Regions from separate parts of the Homo sapiens genome. Here regions 1, 2, 4, 5 and 6 are each linked to region 3. A link is a loop called in an ENCODE intact Hi-C map of the cell type or tissue named here. Cell type or tissue: endothelial cell of umbilical vein. All regions are shown on one strand.

Region 1 (4,000 bases), 490 kb before region 3:
ATTCTCTTATGTTGTAGTCCCAAATTAATAGTAATGTACTAGATTTTCTTCTCCTCTCTTGTGAATTTCCAGCAACAGCTTGATTTTAACCTCCACAGAAACACAAATGAGAGCTGTGATGGAAACAATAATTACTAGAGTCCAGTTTTAACTCCAAGTCAAAATTTTAGTCACATTCAGCCCTGAATAAGAAATAAGGCAAAGCATGCAACAGGACTTTATAACTTTTTAATTTTAAGGCATTATAAATATAAATTTTTATTTTATCTTATTTTTTTAGAGATGGGGTCTTGCTCTGTTGCCCAGACAGGAGTGTAGTGGCACCTTCTTAGCTTACTGCAGCCTTGAACTGTTGGGCTCAAGCGATCCTTCTGCCTCAGCCTGCTGAGTATGAGGATGCAAAGGCATAAGAATGACACAATGGACTTTAGGGACCAGGGGGAAAGGGTGTGAGGGATAAAAGACTACAAATTGTGTGCAGTGTATACTGCTCAAGTGATGAGTGCACCAAAATCTCACAAATCACCACTAAAGAACTTACTCATGTAACCAAACACCACCTGTTCCCCAATAACCTATGAGAATAAAAAATTAAAAAAAAAAAAAACAAACTACAGGTGCATGCCACCATACCCCGCTAATTTTAAAAAAAATTTTGTAGAGATGGGGATCTTGCTGTTTTGCCCAGGCTGGTCTTGAACTCCTGGCCTCAAGTGATCTTCCTGCCTTGGCCTCCCAAAGTGCTGGGGTTACAGGTGTGAGCCACTGCACTGAGCCTAAAATTTATTATTCATAATGTATAATATTGTCCATGGTGTGAAATAAAATTTGGGGGATAGGAGATTTAGGGACCTAGAATGGAATACCTCATGTACGTAAAGTGTCTTGCAGTTCACAAAGCACCTTCCTAAATTATTATTTTAATTACAGTTATTGAGGTAGCAGAACTGGTGTTATTATTTTAATTTTGCAGATGAGGGAACTGAGGTTCCAAAAAGTTAAATCACTTAGCCAGGAAATGTCATAGCCAGGTTTTTCTGATAGGTTGTCCAGTTCTTTCCACATGCCTCATTGTCACCCAGAAGCAACACAAGGGAGGGTTATATAGTTCTATATAACTCTCTCTATGCTTCTATACGCATCATATATCTTGTTTTCTAATGTTATTCTAAATATTTTTCATTCACTTGGTTTTATATCCCCATTTTCTCCATTTTAACATGGGTAAAATATGTAAGACCCAAACTGAGGGAGATGTGTATGGGTAAGAAACTGATTATTTTGGTAACTGGTATGGATATGAAAACCATAACGAGTCTGTGGATTGCAAGCATTTTAATTTATTTTCTTGACTTTTGAGTTAAAGAAAAGATTTCAATGTGAAGGTGCAAAATATGCTGCACTGAACTAATCTTGGAGGTAACCAAAGGGCTGTGGGACTAACAGCTTTTGATATTACTTAGTGCTTATTATTGTTATTATTATTATTTCTTTTTAATTATGCAAAGTGCTAATCAGTTTGATTATGCACAGTGCTAATCAGGTTAATTATGCAAAGTGCTAATCAGTTCTTCTTGAAGCACACGAGGAGAGCAGAGGTGCTGGCGGTGAATGGCATAGCTAGATGGGGGTAGTCACGGCAGTCATTCCTTATTAAGATAGGAGTAGACAAGATAGCAAGGGGGATTTATCCATAAAAATAAATAGGAAAAGAAAGAGGACTATGAGCACATGAAAGATTGTAGTTTGGGCAGGACATTGCTTACACATAGAAAGCTCCTCCCCCCTGTAGCATAGTTTGGTTGGATAGTCTCTGCTATATTTTGAAGGCACTCATTTGAAGCCAAAAAGACTGTAGAGGGAAGGAAACAGAGTATTGTATAGCTAGACAAGTTGTCAAAACAACTTATTGTAGTTGGCAAGCACCAATTCCTGGGAGGACAGTAAAGGAAGTAGAATCTAATAGACCTGTACATGAAAAAGGACATCAATAAAGAGAACTGAAAAATTAAGGGAGTGCCATTCTGATAAAATAAACAGGGCCATCTCACTGCTGCATTGTTACTGGGACGGCCGTCTGTGTAGCCTGTTTCCTGAGGTGAACTGAGGGCTGGCTTCTTGGTGCTGGCAGTGGTCTCTATTGAGAGTGGTGATGACGAATATGACAATAAGGGTTTTATGTAATAGCTCCTAGTTGGATCAGCTTTGCTGCTGCTGAAATCAAAGTGAATTTTAATATTAACTTGCAGGTCTGTGCTTATTAAGCTGTGTGACTTCCTGTGAAGATGAGTTTATAGCAATATGTTCATATGTTTTTACAGAACAATCATGATGGTGCTCCCTTAAGAATGCCCTTTGTATTCTGTCCTCCTGTTCTATTCTGTGGTTTGATAAGCTATCAATGAAATGCTGTGATATCTACTTGTTTGAATGTATTCAGAGAGCAAAAAGCATTTCAGGATTGTTTAGTGAATATTCATTTTTTTAAAAAATGTTTTCAGTCCATGAGATTTTTCCTTTACTCTGGAGTTTAAGCAAATGTATACGTTATTTATAAAAGGGAGGGTCTGCTTCCCTCTATATAACCTGACAGAATATTTATTTACCTTTTCTTTTTAAGCCTATGTCTAAGCACAGCTCATCTTCACAAACTGAAGTGGATCTTGATTTCTGGAAATGTCCAAATAATGGTAAGAGTGCTACAGAGGCAAAGTCATTGATGATACCTCCAGAATAGGATGTATTCATAAGTTATTTGTCCAGGCAGTGTTGGTTCTTGGATAAAGACAGGCTTTCAGTTTTCATAATTTCTTTAACCTGGAACAATTTCATTTTAAAATATGAAGAGAATGACATAAATCTTTGGTTTCCAAGGAGAGTCTGGAAAGAAATAGATTGTTAGAGGACAGCGCCCACAAATTGAGAAAGCCTGTTGGGGGCCCTTTGGGAATTTGGCTGGAAAATTATGTTATAAGCAGTCCTTCTGCTCAGCTTCATGGGAACATGGTTTTAGAAATGAAATATTGCTTCTGTGTTCCCCACCCCCCAAAACTAAGACAAAGATGAAATATTCATATTATCCTTTATTTTCAGAACCTTTTGTGTTATTTCTCAATATGTTAAAAAACTTTCCTTAATTCCTTAATGATTCTGCCCAAAGGGTACTTTGTAAATTCTATTCATTGATGGTGTACTAAACTCTTAATTCCTGGTGAAGGCATTTGAAGCCAAAGACCTTGCTACATAAGACATTTATAATGTCACTGGGATGTTTAAAGGAGAAAATCATGTGATCCAAATGGCAAATAAAAATAAATTTAGTAACATCTAACTAAATATGACCAGTTTTCCATTTAATTACATGCTTGCACCCACTTTACACACATTCACATATATGAACCCGTTAATTCCTTCACTAAACCGTGTTATTTGAGCACCTGATTTTTTTTAAGTGCTCACTATGTGCTAGTTATAGTACCATAAACTCTCCTAGATACTGGAGATACAGTTGACCATAAAAGAGACAAGATACCTGGCCTCGTGGAGCTCACTCACACAGGATAACATGATAGTTTCTCATGATATTCAGCCTTAGAAACCAAGCTTTTGTATTTCATTTCTTCTCAGAACTTCTTTTAGCAATCTATATGATTCAATTACTGGGCCTCAGTATCTTCAATTAGTCTCAAAATAAGAGGTAGGACTTGATGGTTCTCAAGGCACCTTCATGTCATTCATATTCACTGTCCTAAAGTCTATTAGTTGATTAGACTATGAAGTGAAATGTATCCATTATTACCATATGAGCAGCCTTGAAATCATACAGAGTTCTTTGGGACTTTGATCTTTTAGGAAATAAGTAATTTCTAGCTAATTCTGTGGACACTACCTCCTTGGATTTAGGCCAAAATTGAATTTAGAAAGGGCGGACTTTGAAATATTCCACAGTTTGAATTTTGGCACTTGCAGTTACTAGCTGAGCAAGTCATAACCAACCACT
Region 2 (4,000 bases), 650 kb before region 3:
TGTGATACTACTGTATATGGAATTGTTTTCTTAGTTTTCTTTTTAGATTGTTCAGTGTTAGTGTGTAGCAATGTGACTGATTTTTGCGTGATGATTTTTTTTATCCTGCTGCTTTGTTGTATTTATTTATTAGTTCTAACAGGGTTTTTTTTTGGTGGAAATTGTGGAATATGTTTTTTACATATGAGATCATATGATATGTGAACAGAGATAATTTTACTTATTTCTTTCTGATTTGGGTGCCTTTCATTTCTTTTTTTCCTAATTAACTGCTCTGACTAGGACTTTCAGTATTATGTGGAATAGTACTTGCCTTGTTGCTGATCTCAGAGGAAGAGCTTTCAGTATTTTACCCTTGAGTATTATTTTAGCTGTGAGTTTTTAATACATGGATTTTATTATGTTAGGGTTTTTTACTTTTATTCTTAGTTTTTGAGGATTTTTATTATAAAAGGATGTCAGATTTTGTCAAGTAGTTTTTCTGCATTAATCAAGATTATTGTTTTTTCCCTTTATTTTGTTAATGTGGTGTATTATGTTGATGGGTTTACATCTGTTAAAAATCCTTGCATTTCAACGACAAATCCTACTTGGTCATAGGGTAAAATCCTTTTAATATGCTACTGAATTTGGTTTGCTATAATTTGTTAAGGATTTTCAATCCTTGTCAATGCTCATAAGAGATATTGGTCTGTTGTTTTTATTTATTGTGTTTTTGTCTGGTTTTGGCATCAGGGTAATACAGGCCTCATGTAATCAATCAGGGAGTGTTTCCTTCTCTGATTTTTTTGGAAAAGTTTGAGAGGGATTCTTTTTTATTGCTGAATAGTACTTCATTATGTATATATGCCACATCTTCTTTATCTATTCATCTGTTGATGGACACTTCCAAATCTTAGCTATTGTAAACAGTGCTGCAACAAATATAAGAGTGCAGATACCTCTTTGATATACTGATTTCCTTTCTTTTGGGTATATACATACCCAGCAGTGGGATTGCTGGATCATGTGGTAGCTCAATTTTTTGTTTTTTGAGGAAACTTTAGTTGATATTATTCTTTTTAAAAATAATTGGTAGAACTCACCAGTGAAGTCATCAGGTCCAGGACTTTTCTTTATTGGGAGATTTTTGAATATTGATTCAATCTCCTTACAAGTTATATAGGTCTATTCAGATTTTCTATTCCTTTGTGGTTTAGTTATGGTAGGTTTTGTTTTTCTAGGAATTTCTACATTTCAACTAGGTTATCCAATTCGTTGGCCTAGCAATTGCTCATCGTACTCTTTTATAATCATTTTTATTTCTGTAGAATAGTAGTAGTGTTTCCTCTCTCACTTCTGATTTTTGTAATTTGAGTCTTCTCTTTTTTTCTTAGTATATATATCCAAAGGTTTGTCAATCTTATTAATATTTTTGAAGAACCAACTTTTGGTTTTATTGGTTTTATCTTATTTTTCTATTCTGTATTTTACATCTGCTCTAATACGTATTTCTTTCCTTCTGCTAGCTGTGGGTTTAGTTTGTTTTTTTTTTTTTTTTTTTAGTTCCTTAGGTTGTAAAGTTAGGTTCTGATTTGAGGTCTTTTTTGTTGTTTAATGTAAGCATTTATAATTATAAACTTTCCCCTTAGCACTCCTTTTGCTGTGTTTCTTAAGTTTTGATTTGGGATAATACTTTTTCATTCATCTCTGGGTGTTTTCTAATTTCTCTTGTGATTTCTTTTTTGATCCTTTGTTTAAGAGTATGTTGCCTAACTGTTTTCATTTTGTTACTGATTTCTAACTTTATCCCTTTGTGGTCAGAAAGGATACTTTGTATGATATTTGTCTATTTAAATCTATGGAGACTTAATTTGTGGCCTAATATGTGGTCTATCCTGGACACTGGTAATTGCCTTACATACACTTGAGAAGATTGCGTATTCTGTTTTTGTTGGGTGGAGTGTTCCCAGTATGTCTGTTTTATTGTTATTGTTTCTTGTATTACTAAGTAACAAATGAGTTTTACAATTTTCTGTACCTCACAAACCCCCATTTCTCTTCCCAGAAAATATCTATAATATTTTATTCAATTTGTTCTTGTAGTGACTGTGTAATGTAACTTTTCCTGTTTCTTCTCCTTCCTTGTGTCTCCTGCAGCCACACACTTCTCTTTCCTCATTACTCAGGTTTAAAAACATAGGTTTCTTAAAAGATCAATAAAGTGGTTACTTCATTATATATAATCATATCACTCCCTAACACAATATAATTTATTGTGTGCTTACTGTCAAAGCCATTTTATAAAGAAAGCGCAATCTGGACCATATTACATAAAATACGTGCTGTTATGTTGCCTTTCATTTCATGCCAAAAATTCTAGAAAAAAAAATATTTTTAAAGGATTAGGACCACCAGATAAATCTAAGAAGTCATGGTCCTTACCACTGGCTAATTTAGCTCATTTAAACAATTTGAATTTTCCCACTTCCCTTGAAAGCCCAAAGGAAGACAATTTTGTCATGATAGTATGACACTAACTTATCTTTTGATGAGGGTATTAAGAGCAAGCAGTCTGATGTACTCAGGGTTGAATAGCATGCCCCAATTTTTGTTGACTAGTGACCTCTAAAACTTATTACATTTAAGCCCACTTAATATCAAGTCACCTAATGGAAGCACATTTTTTTCCACCAAATCATTTTGTACTAATTCAGTACAATTTTACCCATTTAATATCAATTGACACTAAATGATTTCCTGTGCAATGTCAATTGAAAATCACTGATTTCCTTCTAATACAGCACTTAGTGTCAATTTCTGTGTGTAGCAAAAGCATTTTTTCAATTAACTACACCATATAATTTTTTGTTTTTAGTTGTTTGCATGGACTGTCTGATAATAGTTTTATGAAACAAAGACATAAGAAGGAGAAAAAGATGACTTTCCTTTTTGGCATTAAGTAATTTAAATCTCATGATTTTATTTTCAGTCTATAGGAGGTCAAATAGCTCCTTGGAAAACTTTGAATTATATCAAGCAATGTGGTGGTAAATTGACATTAGCAGTAAATAGAATTCTGTAATTTGGCACGTTGCATATACTAAGCTATATATAGAAAATGTTTTGACTAATAAAAAACATCATAAGTTCCTCCTCTCATGATTTAGTTCAAGAAGATGTACTGTTGAATAATGATTAATGAAAATTATTCTTTCCTTTGTTAGAGGGATGAGCTCACTTAAATATCCTTATGCACTCTTACTAGAAAAGTGGTTTAACATTACCTCCACTAATTCATGAAAACTGGGAAAGCTGTGTGGACTAGCACAGCTAGGAGCAGCACAGCCGAAGCTGTTCTTTTGATTAGATAATATCGGGTTTACTCAGCAAACGCAAATATTTTCTTAATAATCTATACATCTCTTCATCATTCTGGATGATGATGGGTAATGAGGAAATTGGAGTAGATCCTGATTTTCTTAGAAAATTATGAAGGGATGTATGTAAATAAAAACAGAAAATTACTTAAAGCTGTATAGAAAATTTGTGCATATTGAATTTTTATTAAAGTACTAGGGTACTTAGCCAAACACTTTGTAGGATATCTGCCTAGATAAGGCATGACCTCTTCACATAACAGAGATTAACGTCTAATGAGAGAAAAGACTCATAAATGAGAAATCATTTAAAAACAATAAACTTTAAGTGATAAATTGTGGGACACGGTTTGTATATGGTACATATGTTTAGATTTTTAGGAATATCAATATATACCTAGAATACTCTAGGGTGACTCATTGAGCTGTACCCTGAAGGAAGCTTCTGGTTTAACGTGAAAATGAGGACAGAATCATCTCTCATGACGTTAAGTCTTTTTTTTCTTTCAGACTTCTTATACAGTTTGATGCCTCTTGTGTTGTTTGTCTCCCTATTGATGTTAGCTTCATTTTGGAATAATCTTAATTAGAAGACATTTTAGCAATAATTCAAACCAATATTTTCGAATGTGTACTAATTG
Region 3 (4,000 bases):
GCACCACCATGCCCAGCTAATTTTTGAATTTTTGGTAGAGACAGGATTTCACCATGTTGGCCAGGATTGTCTCGATCACTTGACCTCGTGATCCGCCCGCCTCGACTTCCCAAAGTACTGGGATTACAGGCATGAGCTACCACCCCTTGCCCGGAAATGTCTTCTTAAAGCTAACATGATGAATATCACAGAACTAACAATCCCTATGAGAGGAACTACCATTATTGAGCTCTTACCATGTGCCAGCACAAGGCAAATCACTTTACATGGCTTATCTCATTTGTTCCTCACAATAACCCTAAGCGGTAGGTATTATTATTCCCATTTTACAGATGAGGAAAATGAGGCTCAGAGATGCGGAGTAATCTACCCAGGACATACAGCTAATAGGTAGTGGAGCGCAGTTCCGCTACCACCCTTATTGGGGTGGTTTGTTACCACCTACCCTTTCTCTCCTGCCCAGATACTAAGCCTATTTAATGTATTGTTGGGGAAAAGAGTAGGGAAATTGTTACGACTCCAGTAAGATTGGGGGAGGCATCACTGGTCTAAATTATCATGAGCCAATAGGAGGTTCCAACTAATTTTTTCCTATCTGATAAGTAACAGGCACATTACTTACCAGATAGGAAAAGACCAAGCTGATAAGTAAAAGGCACATTAACGTGCAAGAGAGGGTGGGAGCCCAGTGAAGAGAGAAAATTGGGATAGGGTGAAAGAAGAGAGCACTCTCAACACCCTGGAGACTGCTAAGAGCTCACACAGATAAAATATTTATTTTTCCATATGTTGCAGAAAGCATTGCCATCACTGTATGTGTGCAATATGTGCAAAAGAGTGTGAAATATATACATCAAATGCCGCCGATCTGGTTAATTTCCATGCATTTAACATGCTTAATACCTACCATATCATCAATATGTTTTAATGCATATTTCTTTCCACATACAATATGGTCTAGTTAGGAAAGAGCCAACATCCTCCACAGCCTTACTCACTGCTATGTTTCAGCCTAAAACTTCTTGCTGGGGCCAGCACAATGAGAGTTAAAAACCAGAAGGCTCTGCTGGCTAACTCGGCCGCCAGTCTCCTTAAAACACACTCCCAATTCTTGAAGCAGCCTTTTCTCATAACAGAAATGTTTGCAGTGAGGAGATGAAAATGTTTTTGTTCTCCTTGGACAATTGAGAGATGTTCAGTCAGAATGTCAGAACTGACCGTTGAAAGGCGGGTGCCTGCGGCCACGCTTTTTTGCCTTTTTTTTTTTTCTTTTTTTGAATGCAGAGCTCCACCAGTGTGGCGGGAGGAAGTGCACAATGATTGGTCTGTTTCTCTGTGGAAGTGTTCAGGGTACACCCAGTTTTGCTTTGCATATATTTGCGAAACATCTGCCCTTTTCTTATTCTTAAGTCCTTCCCTGTCACCAGCCCCCTTTTCCTTTTTCCCTGGTTTCTTTCTTTGTTGTTGTTGGCTTGTCTAACTTTTTCATTGGAGCTTTCATTTTCCGGTTGAGGGGCGACTTCATCAGAGTGTATAATTTTAACAGAGAGAGAGGAGGAAGGGGTTGGAGAGAGAGAGAGAGAGAAAATGAGAGAGAGAGAGAGAGAATGAGAGAGAGAGAGAGAGAGAGAGAGAGAATGAGAACTGAAAAGAAAGAGACTGAGAGGCCAGAGCCTGGCAAATCAACCTTTGGCATGGTGACCAGGAGGAAGGTTCTGGTCGGGAGTTCGCCTCTCTGAAATCCGCTGGAGTCAGCCAGTGTGCTGCTGCCCTCTAAAGGCTCCAGGGAATAGTGCATCGCCACAGAGGCTTGAAAAGACTTGCCCTCAGATGTGCCATGTTTATAATTCTTTTTATACAGCCTCAAAATGTATTTTCAACTAATTATGACAGGGCTTATTCTTTCCTCCTTAATAAACTATGAACTGCAAAAATGGGGTCAATTCACAGCACCTGTGCATGTCTAGACGTAAACGGGTGCTATGTTTTAGGGTTTCTCAGCTCCGGAAAAAGGAGTCCGAAGAACCATTAGAGAGGGTGAGACAGGACATGAATTGCTTCTGAGGATGGTGAGCAGTTCTCTATTATCTGGACAGTTGGGAAACAGCCCAGTGGTATAAGGGTAAGTAAAGTGATATAAGACAAATAAGGGGGTGAGCCAAAAAGGTTGAGTTGCTAACATTTCCTGTTTATAGAGGTAGCTCCAATGCCTCTGTGCTATCAATATTCTCCCAAAGTGATCACTGAGGCAACAGGAGGGTGTGATACAAGATGTCAGGTAGGAAACAAGAGCGAATCTAGGGAAGGAAACAAGGGCATTGATATGAAGAACAATATAATTTTTGCAGTGTTAAAAATAAAAGAGTAATATATTGGTGGTTTTGCTATGTCCTTATGTTTGAAAGAAAGCTTTCTTAATTTTCTGAAGCACACATCTGAAAGTATCCTAGGCCCTGTCTATGAATATCAAAAATAAACACTTTTTTCTGCTAGGTGACATATGTCATTACTGTTTTGACCCTATATTTAAATGAATCATGAGGGCCAGCCTAGCCTTACTGAGCAAAATAGTCCTGCTCTTATTAAATACCCCTCACAGACTTAAAGCAAAAGCAGCCAGTCAGGTAGTTTTGCTACCTTGCTGCATAAAAAGTAGGAAACTTAATTGGGATTCAGACTATGACCGTTCTTAAAATACACTTTAATTTCAGCTTCATTTCATTCTGTCCACAATCAATTATTGAATGACAGCTTTGTCTAAGCTACATTGCTTAATAGTATAGACAAGGCAGTAAACTCTGGGAGGGAAGGAACCAGTCCTGTTTTATTCTTTAGCCCATGTTGGCACATCATGGGTACATCATAAATATTTGTAAAATGAATATGTAAATGAATGAATGACAGGAGAGAAGGAAGAAGAAAAGAATAGGTGAACACTAGGAATACTAAAATAACTAAGACATTTCCTTACCTTCAGAGAGCTTACAGTCTCACAAGAGGGATATGCACATAAATAGCCATTATTGAAATAAAATTGAGTGAGTGAAATAAGATTAAGAAAAAAAAGAGCTTAGGCATTTCGGAGAAAGACCTAGGGAGGAATTCACTGTGGGGAGTGAAGTCCTACCTGGCAGAGAGGAATCAAGACAGTTATAAGATGAAGACACCATTTAATAAGTATGAAGGATAATAAGTATGATTTCAACAGGGCAGAGATGAAATATGGGATATTCAAAGTAAGAGAAAACTTGAGCAAAGATGTAGAGCCCAGAATGTAGATTCCCAGGATGTTCTGGAGGATATTCAAGAAATCTGAGGGTACAGTATGGCCAATATACAGGACACATGAGAAAAGTTAGAAGAGATACGGAACTGACCTTGAGTGTCAGGCTAATGTAGTCATCTTAGATTTAGTGAATGCAAAGAAACAGGACTAGAGGAGTGAAAGAGGTTGGAGAGCCAGTTAGTAAACAATCAGCTAGATAAAAAGCAGTAGGTGATTGCAGTGAAATTGGAATGGAAACACAGATGTGAGAAAAAATATGAAGGAAGCAGAACTGTAAGAACTTACTGATGAATTGGCTTTAAGGCAGAGGAAGGTGTATAGTGACCCTGAGGTTTCCAACCTGGTGGTAGACAACAGTGATAGAGATATGGACCTTAGAGAAAGCATTGGTTTTAATAAAGGAGTTGGGCTTTAGCAACTTTGATCTTGGCTACATCTTTAAACTGAAAATCAGAATACCAGCTCCTTCAGGGTCCATGTAGACACTCAAGATTTGGGGGTTACTCCCATAGTCACCATTCAAAAATCAATTGATAAGGTCTTATAATTTGTTGCTTCTCTTGTATTGGCTTCCTCCATACTGAAAAAGATGTCTGAAAGCCTCACCTCTATTCTAATCTTTGCCATGCCATCTCTGCCTCCTGCCCTCTGAAGAAACAGATTTTATTTCACAACCTGTTGGACTGAAAACACAGCATACTAATCATAACACCA
Region 4 (4,000 bases), 440 kb before region 3:
GGATTCAGGATGGCATAGGTTAGGGAACGGATGAAACATGCAAGGTCCCTAAAGTCAGTGAGAACATTAATTGTACTTTGTGATGCATACATTTTAATGAGTATGAAAACTCATAGAGATCAGTTGACCTAGACTGTATCGAGGATCATTGCACATAGGAATGCTGTCTGACTTGAAGAGTTAGACAATGAAGAGTAATTTTTCTTATACTGCCTTCTTTTTCTCTGAAATTTCAAGGAAAGTCAACATGAAATTTTGACATGATATACAGATCCTTTATGAAAAACCAAGCAGCACTGGAAACCTTTGCAGTAGAAAGAACACTAGATTAGGAACTGGGGACTCTGAGTAAGACCTGCCATATGCTAACTGCATGGCATGGGATAGCACGCCACTTTTATTCTTTCTTTGTCTTAGTGTTCTAATTGTAAAATAATGAAGTTATACTTGCATCTCCCGTGTAACTTCTACCTAGAATCTTTAGTGAGCTGATTCATAAAACCAGGTGTGAAATTACTTTGTTTCATTCTCTCCAATAGAAAAATTAGAACAGGAAATAGTAGAAACAGTACTTAAGAGGTTATTTTCTATTGGCAATACTTGTTACTCTGCCTTAGCTTGAACTCTCTTTTGCCTATATGAAGATTTATGAAACATTTTATTTAGCTGTGATACAGAGATTAATATAAACGTGGGAAACTCAGACTAAATGTTTTCTTTTTTCCTATCAGCTGGCAAACATTGACCTGTGTTTGAAGAAACTTGAATATATTTGAGAGAAAATGACCTCTCCCACAAATTAATTAAATCTGAGACTAAAATAATTATATCTCTTCATTGATTCCCTTTATTTTCACAGTATCCATGGGAATTTTGCCAGTTCTTCATAGAGTGATTTAAGCTTATTGACAACCCACTTGGATGAAATACAGTTTGAATATATGCTGGTGACTCTGTCCTTTGCAAGTTGAATTGGGGAATAACATACATCAGATAGGATACTTAAGGAGCCCTTTTTGAGAAGCACCATACAGTTTAAGAGCCCAGGTGACTGCTTTATAAGAGATCTGAGACCACTTTAAAGATCCCCAATTTTTCACACTGGTTGCAATCCATGCAGGATGTTGAAAGGAGCTAGAATCCATAAGTGACCAGGCTTATCTTTTTATCAAATAGGCATTTAAAACACATCTTTATGCAGATTCATATATTGTAAAGGGCTACTATTCAGGACCCAAATTTCTAATTTGTCAAAAGCCTCAAGCTGATTTTAAGAGAAACTTAAACTTAATTCAATTAAGGAATAATGAAACTGTAAGTTTAGCCAAATTGGAAGTGCCTTCAAAGACTTAGCATTCCATAGTCAACCTCAGAATTTTACTGTCAACCCTAAAGATGCTAAAACTATTGAGTTTTCAATTATGTGTGATAAGAACATCACCCTGCATAATGGCTAGTAGCCATAATTCTTTACATCCTGAAAGTGAAGAAGAATTTTACTGAGTCACTCATTGCAATTCTTAAGAAAATCACTATGCATTGATATATGCCATTGCCAATATTTTAATGTAGAAATAAATAACCTTCTTAATCTTCTAATAAACAAATAGAAACATTAAAAAGTTAATCACATAACAAAACAATTTCCATGTTTCATTTTCTCTTAAAAACGTAGCAAAAATGGAAAGTATATAAAAAGCGATTATCATTAGAAATAAACAGAATAAGTCATTAAACGTGAATTCCAGAAAGGTGAAACTGCATTTATAGAAAAAATTTCAAACATATGGTGTAGAGATTAAAATTTAATTATATGTCATCCTGTTGGAACGTGTTATAAAAATATGTATGTGCAATAAAGGGTCAAGAAATATTTATTCAGTACTTACTTGGTGCTCAATATTTGATGTCATGAGACATATGAATAATACATATATAAATAATTGAAATTTATTCTATTTGACAATCAGACTTTCTCTACAGATCTTATGGAATAATAATTCTTCCAATAGGTATATAAATTATGAACCTATTATAAGATTAAAATATGTTTGTAAAACATATATTTGCAAAAATAGATTTATCAGTTAATCCCCATTTAATCTTACTTTGATGTATTAGGAAGTTTCTGTGGTTGTTTAATAGAATGTAGACTTTTGGAGACCTCTTAAGATCTCTTACCTGTCTTAAATTTGTGAAACTCACAAGTGTACTATCAGTAGAAACAAGGAAATTACACAGGAAAATAAAAAACCAGGCCCAGGGTCTGCTGGAGATATCTTTTAATTCTATATTGAAGTATTGGATATGGGATCCATGATGGAGTCCAAGTTATACTAGGCAGAATATATTATCTAAGCAATACTTGGTTCTTATTGAAGAACTGAGAAGTCATGAAAGCCCAAGAGCACCCTCTAGTGAAATTTCTGGAGTAGGCTTAAGGGGCTTGCTCTTGACCTTAGCTCTCCCCCTCACATGACCTTTGATCTCCCAAAAGATAGCAGTTATATTTCTAGAATTTGGCTTTATCATCAAATCATTTCCAGATCACAAAGAAGGTGGGCTGCTTGTCAAGTATTACTACTAGTAGATATGCTTAAGCGCTAAGACCTACTATTTCATTGTTCTCATGATTTTTGTTTTTGCTTGCAGTATCAGCCTACCGTGTTAAAATAGTTTCTGGAACTAATATAACTAACGAACTAATGGGAAGCATTACAAGTGTGTAGCTGAATTGTAGTACCTTTGTCCCGGCCTTTACCTTTCTCATGCCTCTGACTTTTGGCTTAAGTACACTATATACAGAAACTGTATTAATACTTGCAATATTCGAGGTCAGGGGTAGCAGGTGAGATTTCCAGTAGAGGTCAAAAATTACAGGAGGAGTAAAAAGTCTTAGTATTCATGGACTTCTGAGTTTTTAGAGAGATGTTTACAAAGCAAGCCTGATCTTAGCTATAAGTTAGTTAAAGCTGTGAGTATAATACTATTCATTTTGATTAGCAACTATTATGTAATACATGAAGCAAGGCAAATTATTAATTGACTTTATAGATAATTTGCTCTAAAATTATGATTGGTAAGGAATTTAGAGATCTAAATCCTCCCACTTTAGGGAAAAAAACCCTTACGCACCTAAATGTTAAGTAGCTTGCTCAGCATGACACAAATATAGCATCAGGGCTACAACATACATACCTTGTTCAATATCCTACAAGAACCTGCTTATTAAGGAGGTTTCAATATTCTTTCACAATTTTATTCTTATTAGTTTTTTGGTTTTTTATGGTTCTAATAACTTATAGACATGTCTTCATACTTACAGGAAAAGAAAATATGTAACTTCCAAGGTCATCTTTTTTCTATCTCTGCTTTCATGTAGGAGGCTTAAGTCACTCTTGTGATTACTATTAAGATGAAGTAAAAAACATAATGCTTTGATATAAATCAAACATTAATTCTTGAAACACTGTGCCACACAGTGTTCACGTTGTGCACTGAAAAAAAGTGGAGGGACCCATATGTCAGACTGATATTCTAGAATTACTGATAACCACCTCTGAGATTCTGTACTTCAAAATTGTTTCTGTTTTTATTAGTACCTACTTCCTAGTGTTCATGGAAGGATTCGGTGAATGAATGCTAATAAAGCATATGGAACATTGTTGGCATTGATTAATTGTTATACTGAATGCTGATGTCTAATTTGAAAAAGGAACAAGACATTTTGGGGATTATCCGGTAGGGGTATGAGCTATGAACTGTATTAAATTTTGTGGGGGGAGATTACAGCCTGATGTCTTTCTTGGGGGAAAAAACCTCTAAGATATTCAAGTTGTTGTTTTCCATTGAAAATGAATGTATAAAAATGACGATTTGGGAAGACATATTACATATTAGGTCAAAAGTGTATGATTCATTTCTCAATTCATTACTATACTCTCAGTCTTGGCTTTAATCTCAACCATACCACCTGTGACCTTAGTATACAACCTTTCCT
Region 5 (4,000 bases), 1.3 Mb before region 3:
TCAACTGGCATTTTGTCAAACAGAAGTCTTTATCAACTAACACTTCTGCACTACAATAAAAAGTCGCATTTGTATAATGATCCTGAAGCATTTTATGACAATGATTACTATACTTCTAATGTTGTGTATGTTTTATTATATCCCAGATCTTTCCCATTGGAAACCCAATCATGACATGAATAGCAATTATTAATCAAAATATTTGATAAACCAGAATGTTTCATTCCCCAATTAACACTGGATAGCACAAAATTTACTGTAAATGTGCTGTTCCTTTTCTATCTTGAGGATACGCATGTTGAAAAATAAAAAATAATTATGGAAAGGGAGCAGAAATGAGACTCTGATATACTCACTAGCCCTGTGGCCTAAGATAAGTCATTTAAGTTCTCTTGCTTCTGTTTCCTCATTTGTAAAAAAGGGACAGTGATATCCCTCATCATAGGATCATTGTGAAGCTTAAACAAGAAACTCCATGTGGAGCTTTTAGCAGAAAGCCTGGCACAAGATAAGTAAATGTTATCTGTATTTTGATCATCATCGGTATTATTGTTGCTATTGTAATTATTCTATGGCGAGGGCCTAATAAGTGAAGCCAGACCAAAGACTGAGTAATTCAAAGCTATCAAATATGCATTAGGTTGGCTTCACATTTTAATTAAGGCTTGAGTTAATATTAGAAATATAGAGTCACCATTGTCTTTGTGAGGAAAGCCCGATTAATTATAGAAGCTCAATAGACATACAGGGCTTGTGATATATTCATAAGGATTTATTCCAGATAGATGGCTTCGGGGTGGAGCTGGAAAAACAAGCTATGCTTCGATTTCTGGGCTGCCTGTAACAGCAGCGGCAGCCACTCAGGGTTTCAAGAGACGCTCTCACAGCCTCCTGAATGACTGCTCCCCCCTCCCCTGCAAGTGACGGGGACAAATGGCTGCTGTCTCACCACACATCTCCTCTTCCCATCTCCTCCACCCTCCGCCAGCCCACCGGGCACGTGCCAGCAATGAGCTGCCTGCCTCACTGGGATGCTCAACTCCATTAATAAGCCCTGGAAGGCTGATAATTGGGGATTCGTGGAGCCTGCAGTTTTTCAATAAGCCAGGTTGTTATGGAAACCAGCAGCAGACCTCCATGTCCAAATTATTGATCCTAAACAAAATAAAATAAAATAAAAGTGGGGAGCAGGAAAGGATCATTTCAATCCATCCTCTCCCCTGCCCCGCCCCGCCCCAGCCCCCATCATTTTATTTTAGAAGTCCATTACCAATTTGCACACATGAGACTTCACAACTCTTCTCTCTTTCGGTTTCCTTCTCAGCACTCCCCCACCCCTTTCTTAATTACAACTGAATGTTTTTTCACCTCTAGCAGAAAAATCAGCTGAGCAGGGTACCAAAGGCACACCAGAGTAGACACTCTAAATTGAATTTAACACCATAGCATTAATGCTGTTTATTTGAGCCAAGAAAATCAGCAATGAATATCAATGTGCTTTCCTCACCGTTAAAATAAATAATAATAATAATAATAATTTAACAGGATTTTTTTAAATGGTCCCAGAGTCTCCCCGTGGCTCTTAATATGTATTGTTCTCTAGCAAGACGGCCAAGCCACCACCCAAGATGACTAGCCCTGTGTGTTGAAACCAGGGCCCAGCTCTCAAATTGTCAGAGGAAAGGGGGCAGCATTTCCTTGGACTACTTTTAAAAATTAGCTGACAACCTTCTTACAATAAAAATCCAATTACTCCCTTTGGTTAATAAATTCAGGTATGATGCAAAGAAGACACCTGAGAGGGAGGCCTGGAGAGAACACTAAATGAATCCAGCCTGGAGGCTGCAGTGGGCCTGGAATCGCCACCTCCATCTCTATGTTGAAAAGACGAGGACACCATTGTTTCCTGATCAACTTCCCATTTCATCCCAGCAGAGGGCACCAGTGTAATTCTGTTCCCAGCTGTGGAGGCTGAGTGGAAGGCAGGCGTGTCAGGCGTCACTCTCCAGGAAGAAATGACCCCAGGCAAACTGCATAGCAGTGCAATAGGAACAACTATTGTGATTGGGTCCTATTTTGAAGTTAATCCTAAATCAATTTTGATTTTTTGGTCCTTCGAATATGACCAAAAACTCAGTCTACAAGTAGATTGTTAAGTCACTTTAACAGGTATGCTGAAATAATATTAATATCTTTGAACTGAATTCATAAGTGTGGATTGTGCTTTGTGTACACTTCATAGAGACATCAGAGTCATTCTGGGAGCAAAAATAATATGGTGAAGTAAAAACTTTAACCACCCTCTATTTGCTGTTGGACCAAGACTGAAAACTTCCGACCACTTCAAGGTCCAACATACCCTACCTTCTCCTCACTGGCACAAACTACTAAGGCCGGTATCCTCACCAATGCTTCATCATAATGCTCATTTCTTTTCTTCAGACCCTACCCACTATCGTGGTCTCTGAATTCCTTTGCCACAACTACAGACTGCAGTTTGCAAGCAGTCACAGACTTATTTTGTTCTATACTGGTACTGAGTCTTTTTTGTTTCTGTTTTCTTTTAAGAGCCTTACTTTTCTCCCCATCCAGACTGTAACTTCCATGACAACAGATATTCACTTTTATAATCTACATCCCTCACAATGCCTGTGTAGTGTGGAAATTATACGTATTAATAAGTACAAATTAATTGAATGACAGTAGAATACAGTCCTTGCGATATCTGGGTTTATCTCCTCTATTCTGATGCTAACTCATTGTGGGACCATGGCCAGACCATGCAACTGAATCCCAGAACATGCTTCATCGTTCATTAAAACACAGGCACACACAACTTCTCCTGGAGATTGTTCAAGCATAGTGCATCATAATATTTTTGTGCAGTGGTCCCAGTAGAGTATCTGATGAAAGACAAGGTCATTTTGCCAAGAATATCATCCGTATGCACACACAGTATAACATGTTGCAAATAATCTTAGGAGATGAAAGAACCCTCCTGAAGCCCATCCAGTTCCCAGGCTTAGGCAATTTTTAAGTTTCCTTTTAGGTCTAAGACTGTAGGATTGAAATACAAGATGTGACAAGTTATAGCTGGTATCTACCTGGAAAGAGTGTGTTAGCTATTTCCCTTAAGGTATCCCAACCTTTTCTATTGAATCCCTAGATTGCAGTTTCTGAGGGACAAATTACATGAAGCCCAAATTAACCCTAACATCACTACCTGGTAACCTTGGCTGACTTCCAGGCTCAATCATTACTGATAATGTAAGGACTTGGTAATGTTGCTGAGCTACAAGGTAGGCCAAATAGAATAGACTCTGACTCCCAAAAGAGACTGCAAATCATTATGTGTCTCTCTTGCTGGCCATAAATCATGTCCTATTTGCACGTTAATTTCCTTCATAAAATCAGGTGTAGTACCAAAGAAAAAGAAAGTTCCCCAATAGCTTCAGCTGAAAGGAACAGGAACAATGGTGACTTTCTATTAGGCACTTACTGTGTGTTCAATAAAATACCATAATAGACACCTTTTACACATGATCTATTTAATACCGACAACCACCAAGTTCAGCAATGAGGATATTTTATTTCACAATGACAAAGCTGACGCTGAATTAATGGCATAGAGCTGGTTAGGGACTGGACCTTTGATTCAAACATAGATAGGTCCGATTCCAAGATCGCTCTGATATTTCTCCTCCACTGCAGGCCTCCAAGCAAGAGATTTGGCTAAATTCATGTTTGTTGCAATTCTGTCTATTGTTGCAGTATCCACTGAATAATATATTTGTCTTTTGTATTACTTCGAATACAAAATAGTACTCTGAAATACTTTACTTTGGGTCACCAAGAAACCATTGTTCTCTTTATTTGCTGGATGAAGTAATTTCTTCCACTATTTTACCTGTAGGAAGATGACAGATTATCCATGCTTTTACCATCTTCAATTTTAAGATTTGCCCAGAGGGGGCCAGGCGCAGTGGCTCATGCCTGTAAT
Region 6 (4,000 bases), 790 kb before region 3:
TACTGTTTTCATTTCATTGAACTTGTCCTTTGTTCCTGATTTTGCTCTTCTAGTCTTTTTCTGCTTTTTGTGGTTTTAATTAAGCATTTTCTATAATTCCATTTTCTCTTATTTCTTACCCTCTCATCTATATTTTGTTAAAAAAATTTTGGGGGTTGCCCCAGAGTTTACAATCTATATTTACAACTAATCTAAGTCCATTTTTCATCACACTATATAATTTCACGCACAGTGTGGGTACCTTGTAATAAAATAATCCTAATTCTTCCCTTTCATCCCTTGTATTATTGGTTGTATCATTCAGTTCACTTATATGTAAGCATACATAATTACATACCTGAATACATTGTTGATATTCTTATTTTGAACAAACTGTTATATTTAAGATCAATAAAGAATAAAAAATAAAAGTTTTCATTTTACTTTCAGTTATTCCTTTTCTTTTCTGGGCAGGCAGGGGGAGGTGTGGGGATGAAGTCTCGCTCTGTCGCCTAGGCTGGAGTGCAATGGCATGATCTTGGCTCACTGCCACCTCCACCTTCACCTCCCGGGGTTCAAGTGATTCTCCTGTCTCAGGCTCCCGAGTAGCTGGGACTACAGGAGTGTGCCACCAGGTCAGGCTAATTTTTTGTATTTTTAGTAGAGACAGGGTTTCTCCATGCTGCCCAGGCTGGTCTTGAACTCCTGGCCTCAAACAATCCACCCACCTTGGCCTCCCAAAGTGCTAGGATTACAGGTGTGAGTCACCACAACCAGCAGAATATACAATAATGATGTAAAATATTAATAGTAAAGAAAAGTGGGCCAGGCGCAGTGGCTCACACCTATAATCCCAGCACTTTGGGAGGCCGAGGCAGGCGAATCACCTGAGAGTCAGGAGAGCAAGACCAGACTGGTGAACGTGGTGAAACCTTGCCTCTATTAAAAATACAAAATAATTAGCCAGGCATGGTGGTGCATGCCTGTAATCCCAGCTACTTGGGAGGCTGAGGCAGGAGAATGGCTTGAACCCGGGAGGCGGAGGTTGCAGTGAGCCAAGATTGCACCACTGCATGCCAGCCTAGAAGACAGAGCAAGACCCTGTATCAAAAAAAAAAACAAACAAACAACAACAACAACAACAAAAGATGATGATGCATTTGTCACAATTAATGAACCAATACTAATATATTATCTTTGATTGAAGTCAATACTTTATTCAGATTTCCTTAGTTTTAACTAATGTCTTTCTTTTGTTCCAAGATCACATCCAGGATGCCACATTATATTCAGTAGCCATGTCTCCTTAGGCTCCTCTTGGTTGTGGTAGTTTTTCAAACTGTCCTTGGTTTTGATGACCCTGGCAGTTTTAAATATTACTATTCAGGTATTTTGCACAATTTTTCTTGATTGAGATTTGCCTATTTTTTTTTAACAATTAGACTGGGCTAATATTTTTTGGAGGAAGACCACAGAAGAAGTGTGGTATTATCATCACATCACATCAAGGCTACATACTATCAAATATGGTTCATCACTATTGATGTTAACCTCAGTCACCTGGCTTAAGGTGGTATTTGTCAGGTTTCTCCACTGTCAAGTTACATTTTTGGTCTCTTTTTCCAACACTCTAGTTTTTGGAAGAGTTTTCCCTTATGTTTTTTACTGAATACTTTCTATATAAGTGAAGCTTATTGATTTTAGTATTTACATATTATTTAAAGTAACACTAAATTATAAAGAGTAGACAGTCATCAAAACATTTGCCAATTACAAAATATCAATGAGAAATTAGAGTACTACCATTAATAATGCACAAGAAAATATCTTTTTCCAATCTCATTTAAAAAAAATACTTACTTTGCTATTCAGAGCAAATGCCAGATTATGAGACCCACAGAAAGCCACCCTGATCAAAATGTGATTCATTTAGAAGTGCTGATGTATGATAAGAAATATCCTATCCAGCTCCATACCTATTATTGTGGATTATTTTTCACTCTTTACTAAATGTTTTAGTTACTCTCTGTATTCGTTATATATCGCTGCACAAAAAAATTACCCCTTCAATTTAGTGGTTTACACATCAAGCAGTTTCTGTGGATCAGGAATGTGGACATGGCTTAACTGGGTCCTCAGCTTCAGGATCTCTCACAAGGCCACAATCACGGTGTCAGCCAGGGCTATCGTCATTTCATGCTTCAACTGAGTAAGAATCTGCTTCCAAGCTCATTCTGTTTGTTTGCAGGCTTCAGTTCCTTGTGGGCTTTTTAACTCAATAGGAGAGCCTCAGTCCTTTGCTGGGAATTGGCTGGGGTTCACCTTCAGTTCCTAGCCATATGAGTTTCTCCAAAATTGTAGCTTGCTTCATCAATGTGAGCAACCCAAAAAGGCAAGATGGAATGAAAGAGTGCCCACTAGAAAGAGAAAGCTAGCAAGACTGAAGTAGTAGTCTTTCCTAACTTAATTACAGAAATGACAGTCCATCACTCTTACTGAATTCTATCTATTCTGGAAGAGGGTGATTAAGTCCACACCATACTCAAGGGAAAGGGATGACGCCAAGGTGTGACACTGGAAACTATGTCATGAGCTGCCTACCACATTATCCCTGTGATGTTCCTTCCTATGGGAGGATTCTATATCTCTCTCTATTGAACAAAGGAATGACTATGTGACTTGCTTTAAGCTCATGAACTCTGACAAAAATAACACATTTTATAATGTTTTAAGGTATTCAAATGCCCATATTATAAAAATTACCCCAGAGAGGCTGAGACTTCTGGAATGGTGGAGTGAAGAGATTGGCAAATCTTCTCCCCAAAAAGCAAAAATAAAATTGGACACTTGAAAAAAAAACTCCCAACTATCAAAATCAACCAAAGGCATACAAATAACTCAAAAACTTATATTTAAGAAAACTACTGAACCTTGGGTAAGAATGGTGTTATTTAATGGCATTTTAGCCCACACCACCTTAGGGACAGGATGGACCAGGAAAACCATCATCTTTACTGCCAAAGTGGACTGGCTTCATTTGGAGTAGAGTCGGAAGTCCCCATGTCCAGGACATTGTCAAGAACAACAGTGATTTTGGTGACAAATAATTGGGGAGGGATGATATCATAGTTAGCCTTAGGGTGTGATTAAGCTTAGAGCAAACAACAGATTAGCAGAGGAGCCAGAAACTTAATGGGAAAAAATGAAGAATGAGACAGCTTTCCTTATACTAAACACAAAAATTAACTCAAAATGGATCATAAACTCAAATGTAAGAATGAAAACTATAAAACTTCTAGAGAAACACATAATAGAAAATCTTCATGGCGCTGGAATTTCTTGGGTTAGGCAAAGAGTTCTTATATAGAACATCAAAGGCATAATGCATAAAAGAAAAAAATGACACATTGGATTTCATAAAAATTTTAAAAATTCTTGTCCCTCAAAAGACACTTAAGAAAAATGAAAAGACAAGCCACAGACTGGGAGAAGATACCTGTCAATCATAGACTTAATAAAAATGTTATCCAGAATATATAAAGAACTCTTATAATTAAATAAGAAGATAACATACAAAAGAGGCAAAGAATTTGAATAGACATTTCACCAAAGACATGGCTGATAAGTACATGAAAAGAGGCTCAATCACATTAAGTCATTTGAATTAGAAAATGCAAATTAAAACTGTAATGAGAAACCACTTTCTACCTATTAAAATGCCTATAATAAAAAAAGACAAACAAAATAAGCGTTGGTGAAGATATGGAGAAACTGTAACCCACATATGTTGCTGGTAGGAATATAAAATGATTTGTCACTTTGTACATGTTTAACAGTTTCTTAAAAAGTCATAAAAACTTCTGACATGGTACAGCACAGATGAACCTCAAAAACATGCTGAGTGAAAGAAGTCAGACATAAAAGATTACAAATATGTTTTCATTCATATGGAATATCTATAAAAGGCAAATTTTTAGACAGAAAGCAGATTAATTATTTTCTAGGGCTGGGTATAGCAATG

What was found. A loop is a pair of places that touch in the nucleus more often than their neighbours do. Peaks named below come from ENCODE experiments on the same cell type or tissue, not always from the same donor. Only the 100,000 strongest peaks of a DNase experiment are listed, where the experiment ranks them.
Region 1: it touches region 3 in a loop (2.4-fold over the local background); 2 of 110 quality-filtered maps call a loop at or near these places.
Region 2: it touches region 3 in a loop (4-fold over the local background); 4 of 110 quality-filtered maps call a loop at or near these places.
Region 4: it touches region 3 in a loop (4-fold over the local background); 13 of 110 quality-filtered maps call a loop at or near these places.
Region 5: a loop joins it to region 3, with 12 times the contacts of the local background. A loop is called at or near these places in 13 of 110 quality-filtered maps.
Region 6: a loop joins it to region 3, with 4 times the contacts of the local background. A loop is called at or near these places in 23 of 110 quality-filtered maps.

The regions. Positions count from the first base shown.
Region 1 is chr3:114,872,729-114,876,728 of GRCh38, reverse strand. All of the region lies in intron 4 of ZBTB20 (zinc finger and BTB domain containing 20), which reads left to right. ZBTB20-AS3 (ZBTB20 antisense RNA 3) reads right to left here and starts at 3,696. Exons shown (of 3, transcript NR_126422.1): 1 at 3,533-3,696; 2 at 2,607-2,817; 3 at 215-384. In endothelial cell of umbilical vein, no CTCF peak of the experiment used is centred here; a DNase peak (open chromatin) is centred at 2,008.
Region 2 is chr3:115,030,502-115,034,501 of GRCh38, reverse strand. All of the region lies in intron 2 of ZBTB20 (zinc finger and BTB domain containing 20), which reads left to right. Among named protein-coding and RNA genes, the nearest start is that of ZBTB20-AS4, 68 kb to the left of the region's middle. In endothelial cell of umbilical vein, no CTCF peak of the experiment used is centred here; no DNase peak of the experiment used is centred here.
Region 3 is chr3:114,381,738-114,385,737 of GRCh38, reverse strand. The region is part of intron 8 of ZBTB20 (zinc finger and BTB domain containing 20); the gene reads left to right. All of the region lies in intron 7 of ZBTB20-AS1 (ZBTB20 antisense RNA 1), which reads right to left. Among named protein-coding and RNA genes, the nearest start is that of ZBTB20-AS1, 32 kb to the right of the region's middle. In endothelial cell of umbilical vein, a CTCF peak has its summit at 1,785 (motif pointing left); a DNase peak (open chromatin) is centred at 1,737; H3K4me3 peaks cover 678 bases; H3K27ac peaks cover 973 bases.
Region 4 is chr3:114,826,130-114,830,129 of GRCh38, reverse strand. The region is part of intron 4 of ZBTB20 (zinc finger and BTB domain containing 20); the gene reads left to right. Among named protein-coding and RNA genes, the nearest start is that of ZBTB20-AS3, 45 kb to the left of the region's middle. In endothelial cell of umbilical vein, a CTCF peak has its summit at 2,437 (motif pointing left); a DNase peak (open chromatin) is centred at 2,409.
Region 5 is chr3:115,691,026-115,695,025 of GRCh38, reverse strand. The region is part of intron 2 of GAP43 (growth associated protein 43); the gene reads right to left. Among named protein-coding and RNA genes, the nearest start is that of GAP43, 70 kb to the right of the region's middle. In endothelial cell of umbilical vein, a CTCF peak has its summit at 1,936 (motif pointing right); a DNase peak (open chromatin) is centred at 1,965.
Region 6 is chr3:115,170,926-115,174,925 of GRCh38, reverse strand. No RefSeq gene overlaps it. Among named protein-coding and RNA genes, the nearest start is that of ZBTB20, 26 kb to the right of the region's middle. In endothelial cell of umbilical vein, no CTCF peak of the experiment used is centred here; no DNase peak of the experiment used is centred here.